Regions from separate parts of the Homo sapiens genome. Here region 1 is linked to region 2. A link is an interaction called in ENCODE POLR2A ChIA-PET data of the cell type or tissue named here. Cell type or tissue: PC-3. All regions are shown on one strand. Each heading gives the region's core, and the rest is flanking DNA. Links, peaks and the distances in the headings are about the cores only.

Region 1 (2,812 bases), core at 238-2,737, 67 kb before region 2:
CTACACAAGAAAAAGACATTAAAGTCACTTACAATATTAGTCTCCACCTGTTCCTTAATTCTTGGCAGTGGGAGTCTTTGTGGTAGTCCTCAGCCTAGATTTGATGACCATCTTCTTGGATTATCCAGAGACAACTGATACTCTACAGTCTCAGTATGCTTAGTTCTCCCTCACCTAATTCAGCAACTGCTCTCTCTTCCCATTTAACCAAATGCCTAATTGTCTATATTCATAACTGCAAAAGTGAGAAATTGAAACAAAAACCAAACCGGATTCTATAAGTATCCTTAACCACAGACTTTTCAACAGCAAGCTGTATAATTAAACTCATTTACATGAAAACAAGACCTTTGTTTCTTATCGAAGAGTTGGGAGCAACCATTGGCTCTCCACCCAAAAAGCTATCATTTGTGATGTCACAGCTGTTGCTGGGGTAACAGAGGTCCAAAACTGATACAGAGATGGAGAAAGCAATGAAAAGCACAAATATTAAAAATCTATTTTTTTCACCTACTCACAATTATTAGCAGAAATGTTCACGGGTAGCTCTAAGCTTACTTCCAAATAATCAAATTACAAGCTTGAAAAAAAATAATAAAAACATAAAAATATAAATATGGTACCTAGATACAAACATAAAGGCAGAATATTTTAAAAGATACATGTAATATCTAAAAAAACACATGCTACTTCTCCAGAAGCAATTAATGACTAAGAAAAAAGGTGAAATTTTATAGTCTTTTTTAACAAAAAAAGAAAAGGCAAAAAATTCCTCAGACTTACAAGATACGAATCTATAGGAAGTACTAATAAAATTAGCTAGACACACAGCTATAAAAAATTACACTTAACCAAACCTTACCTGAAGTTCTTTTTAGGTTACTAACATGTTTTGGTCTCACTGTAATTTCTTATGCTTTTGAAATGCCAAGGATTTTATTTTATTAAATTACATAATAGGACTTTTACTATTATTTTGAAATGCAGTGTAATTTTACAAGTAGATTGTTAGAATAAGAACAGCCCTAGAGCAGAGATCAGAGGATATGCAATGGAGTAGGATAAATATGGGCTTTGGAAACACAACATTTGCTTAAATGTAGACTCTCTGATCTCTTCTTCATTGATAAAATAGAGATAGTGGCACCTTAAAATACAGGGTTCTTCTAATGATTAAATAAAATAATGTCTGCAGGACACCTAAAATAGTACCCAGAATAAAATATAAACTCAGCAGATACAAACAGTGACAAAATAGGTAAGAGCTTTGAAATGTACAAATCTGAGTTCAAATCCTATCTCAGGCCCTCACTAGCTGTGTGACCTTGGGCAGATGATTAACCATTTGGTCTGAGTTTCCTCGTCTATAAAATAATACTTCATATAATAGGGGGCTCATTATAAGAGAATAGATGATATATGTATGCATGAGACAGCTAGTTGTCTAACCCATATCCATTGTCCCTTTCTTCTTTATGAACTGAATCCCTATATCATTGAGGGCAGCAATATACCTAGTTAAAAGTCCACACTTCTCAAAGTCTCCTGGCCACTAGAGGTATCCAATGAGACATATGCAGACAACTAGTACTTCTGGGAAAATTCTCAGTTCAGAAGCATTTTTTCTTTGTCTGCTTCCTTCTTTCCTCTTCCTTCTTCCCTAGAGTACAGCCATGATAGCTATAGCTTCAGCAGTTATTCTGGACCATCAGGCAACCCATGGAAATGGCAGCCATGATGCAAGAACTGTGGAGCGAAAGAACCTGGATCCTTTAATGACTGTGGAGCTACTAAGCCAGCTCTGCATATTTCTGGACTTTCTTAAGTGCAAGAAAAAAAAAAAAACCTTTACCTTATTTAAGCCACTACTATTTAGATTTATCGTTACATATGAGCAAACTAAATCCCAGTATAATAGCCAACCAAATGCCTGTCACATAATGGGGTCCAACAAATGGCAGCTGTAATTATTTTCTCTCAGTTGCAGCTCTTAATAGTTATAGTAATAGCAATATAGTATTATTATATAATATATAATATTATATATGTAAAATATAGTAATACGGCCGGGTGCAGTGGCTCTCGCCTGTAATCTTAGCACTTTGGGAGGCCGAAGTGGGCGGATCATGAGGTCAGGAGATAGAGATCATCCTCATCCTGGATAACACGGTGAAACCCCGTCTCTACTAAAAATACAAAAAATTAGCCGGGTATGGTGGCATGCGCCTGTAGTCCCAGCTACTCGGGAGGCTGAGGCAGAAGAATTGCTCGAGCCCGGGAGGTGAAGGTTGCAGTCAGCCAAGACTGCACCACTGCACTCCAGCCTGGGTGACAGAGCGATATTCCATCTCAAAAAAAAAAAAAAATATATATATATATATATATAGAGAGAGAGAGAGAGAGAGAGAGTAATATAATATAGTAATAATAACCTCTCTATGTTTGTTTCTTCAGCTATGGTGATAATAGTTAACATGTCTATGCAACTGGATTATTATAAGGACCTAATAAATTTACCTATAATTATACAGTATTATTATTAATAATCCATCATAAACCCTTCCCTCCTGGCTGAATTAATGATTACCGCTTATTTTAGGGAAAGAAATCTAGTAAACTGACAAATATCAATCAAGCACCATCACTGGTGTTCCTGCAACAACACTATCATTAAGATTTTTTTCATTTTCTTTATCAGTTGTAGACACAGACCCAAAAAAAAGAGACCCTTTGCCAGCACACATAAAGGATTAAAAGCCACAGTTAAAACTACAGCTAAAGTCCTAATGTACTTTCACAGTAACATTCTACC
Region 2 (2,812 bases), core at 301-2,800:
AGCCATGGAAAATGCAATACTGACTTTCCTTCTTGGACAGTCTTCAAGCTGGTCTAAAAGCTCTTAGAGTTGAATATGCCAGTAGCTAGATGTGGGTCCCTATTAGCTTAGGAAAAACACTGATGGAAATTTTCCTATGTCATAATTGAAAGCCAGGATGAGCAGTTACCTGTCTAGAAAGGACTGCTCCATGAGTAGTCTTGGCCTAGGCTGGAGGAGGCAGTTGAGGGATGATACACACACACACACACACACACACACACACACACACACACCCCAAAGCTCATCAAAACCACTCCCACGCTCATCAATACAAAGGAAAAATACTCAGATATCTAGATCAGGTCAAACCAAAAGGTCCTTTTTTTTCTTTCCCTTTTCTTCCTTTTTCTCTAAGGGTAAGATAGATAATCACTAGGGACTCTTGCCCCCACTGAAATTCAGAGAAGAAATAGAGTTATTGTTCTTACACTGAATAATTCCAAATAACCTTGAGGTCCTTTGGGGATTTCAATAATCTGAAAAGTACGTATGTATGTACACATATGTATGTATGGAATGTGTGTGTGCAAGGGAATACAGACACATTTATATGAGAAATGTATATGTATAAAAATCCCGGAATGCTATTGAGATACAATTTATGTACACGTCAATAAGAGAGAGCATCTATGAATAAGAAAGAGAACGTGGGTAGTCATTAGTAAAGGAAGTAATTGCTTTATAAATTCTAGCACTATCAGTGCAATCCAATTAATTACCCTAACAACCGCATGAACACTTGATCAAAAGACAGTGACTTTCAAAGACTACACTATAGATACTTGAGATTTTAATACTTCAAGTGTTAGAACAGAGCATGACTCAAATATGAAGAATTCAAAAGGCATATACACAATCATTTGTTTGGTACAAGCACAGGAGATCTTCAAAGGGATACACTCAAGTTCAGAGTAATAATTTACCAGAAAAGTCAGGAAAAGCTCTGGAATCTGTAACCAAAGCAGGCAACAGCGAAGAAGAGAGAAGGTATCTATTGACACTGAGAAGACAGAGCCAAGGAATGGGGGGGGTGTTGAGAATATAAAGCTTCAGGGCTCTACTCTCAGGGGAAGAGGTGGGTATACAGCTTGAACATTCACTCTAAAATGGATAAGAAACAAATACAATAACCCAAAGTTCAAATCATGTTCACAGAAATTGTTTCAAACACATTTTCTTCTTTACTCACAGGTCATATCAAAACCATTTTATAAAACTCTCCACTAGGGCAACAGCAGCCCTGGGCTGGAAACTCTAGGTAAATAATGAAACTCCTTCACCTCCTGAGTCTTCTGCCTGCCACAGAACAACTTGTTGTTTGTGTAAGATAATATCACCTGTGGTTTGCTAAACCAGCAACAACGTATCATGAGAACAAGAAGGAAGGATGAATAAATCCTGACAGGGTAGAACTTCACAGAGGAGGTGACACCTGAGCCAAGCCTTGAAGTGATTAGGAGGGTTTTACGAGGCATAGAAGGGGAGCAGGAGCAGTTAAGCAAAGAGAACGGTATGAACAAAAAGTTCATGGAGTGCTCAGGAGATGGCAAATAACAAATGAGAAGGTATGTGAATGAGGTTGAGGAATGGTAGGGAAAAAAACTGGTAAGACAGGTTGAAAGCATTTTATATGCGTTTTTACTCTGCATGTGAATGGCTTCAAAATGCAAAATTGCATCAGAATCTCTGGGATACCTGGTAAAAATACAGATTCCTGTGCTGTACTCCAGATCTACTAAATTGAAATTTCCAGAGTTGGGGCTCAGGCATCTGTATTTTTCTTTAATTGTCCTCATTCTTAAACAGACAGAATCTGCATTTAATGAGTATTCTGATGTATAACCAAGCTCGAAAGCCAATGATGGATTGTTTTTTAAAGAAAAGTTATATCATTAGATTGGTATTTTAAAAATAACAAGGTACTATTAGAAATAGACTGTAAAGATGTGAAATTAGGGGAAAAAATAGACCTATGGCAGACTATGGCAATCATGCATTCATTTATTCAACAAGAATTTTAAAAATACCTACTATGTACCTACAAGTTCCCATAAAGATGACAGTCTCAACTAGAATACTAGCAGTGTAAATGGAGACAAGAAGACAGAGTTATGAGACATTACACAGATAGAACTGACAAGTCCTGGTAACTCAGTAGACGGTGGAGATGGGGACGGAGGGAGCAAATCAGTTTTCATCAGTGATTTCCAAACTTGGATAAGCATCAGAATAAAAGATTCCTGGGTCCTACCATAGACCTAATGAATCAGGCTCTTTGGAGGATACAGTTCAGCAGCCTCTATTGTTAACATGTGCCCCCAGGTGATTCTCATGCAGTCAATTGGGAATCAATGACTTAAATGACTGAGTGGCTGATGATATTTCTTTTCAAGAAGAGAAAACAGGAGGAGCAACAAATTTTGTGATAGGATGAGAACAATTTTGCTCTGGAAATACTGAGACCGAGAGAAACCTGTAAGACATCTACATCAAGATGTCTAATGGGCAGCTGGAAATGCATATCTTGAGTCCAGGAAAAAAGTCAAGTCTAAACAGGTCAGGGTCAGACAGATCTCGACATCATTAGTACATAATGAGGGATGAGGCCATGGGAGTGGGTAAGGTTACAAAGACGAAAGAATATAGAGAAAGTGGGTTGGGGTAGAAATCTGGGCAAAGAGTGGGCAATGGAAGAGGAATCGTGAGCAGAAGAGTGATTCAGGAGGTAAGAAGAGGATCTGAGGGGAAAAAAAGCATTGTTTTGGAAGCC

What was found. Peaks named below come from ENCODE experiments on the same cell type or tissue, not always from the same donor. Only the 100,000 strongest peaks of a DNase experiment are listed, where the experiment ranks them.
Region 1: POLR2A ChIA-PET joins it to region 2 with 7 read pairs; 2 of 35 experiments call an interaction of 5 or more read pairs at or near these places.

Annotation. Positions count from the first base shown.
Region 1 is chr1:202,445,811-202,448,622 of GRCh38, reverse strand. The region is part of intron 12 of PPP1R12B (protein phosphatase 1 regulatory subunit 12B); the gene reads right to left. Among named protein-coding and RNA genes, the nearest start is that of PPP1R12B, 99 kb to the right of the region's middle. In PC-3, for the core only: no CTCF peak of the experiment used is centred there; no DNase peak of the experiment used is centred there.
Region 2 is chr1:202,378,861-202,381,672 of GRCh38, reverse strand. All of the region lies in intron 1 of PPP1R12B (protein phosphatase 1 regulatory subunit 12B), which reads right to left. Among named protein-coding and RNA genes, the nearest start is that of PPP1R12B, 32 kb to the right of the region's middle. RefSeq lists enhancers at 1,322-1,852, 2,389-2,812. In PC-3, for the core only: a CTCF peak has its summit at 1,270; a DNase peak (open chromatin) is centred at 1,442; H3K27ac peaks cover 1,337 bases.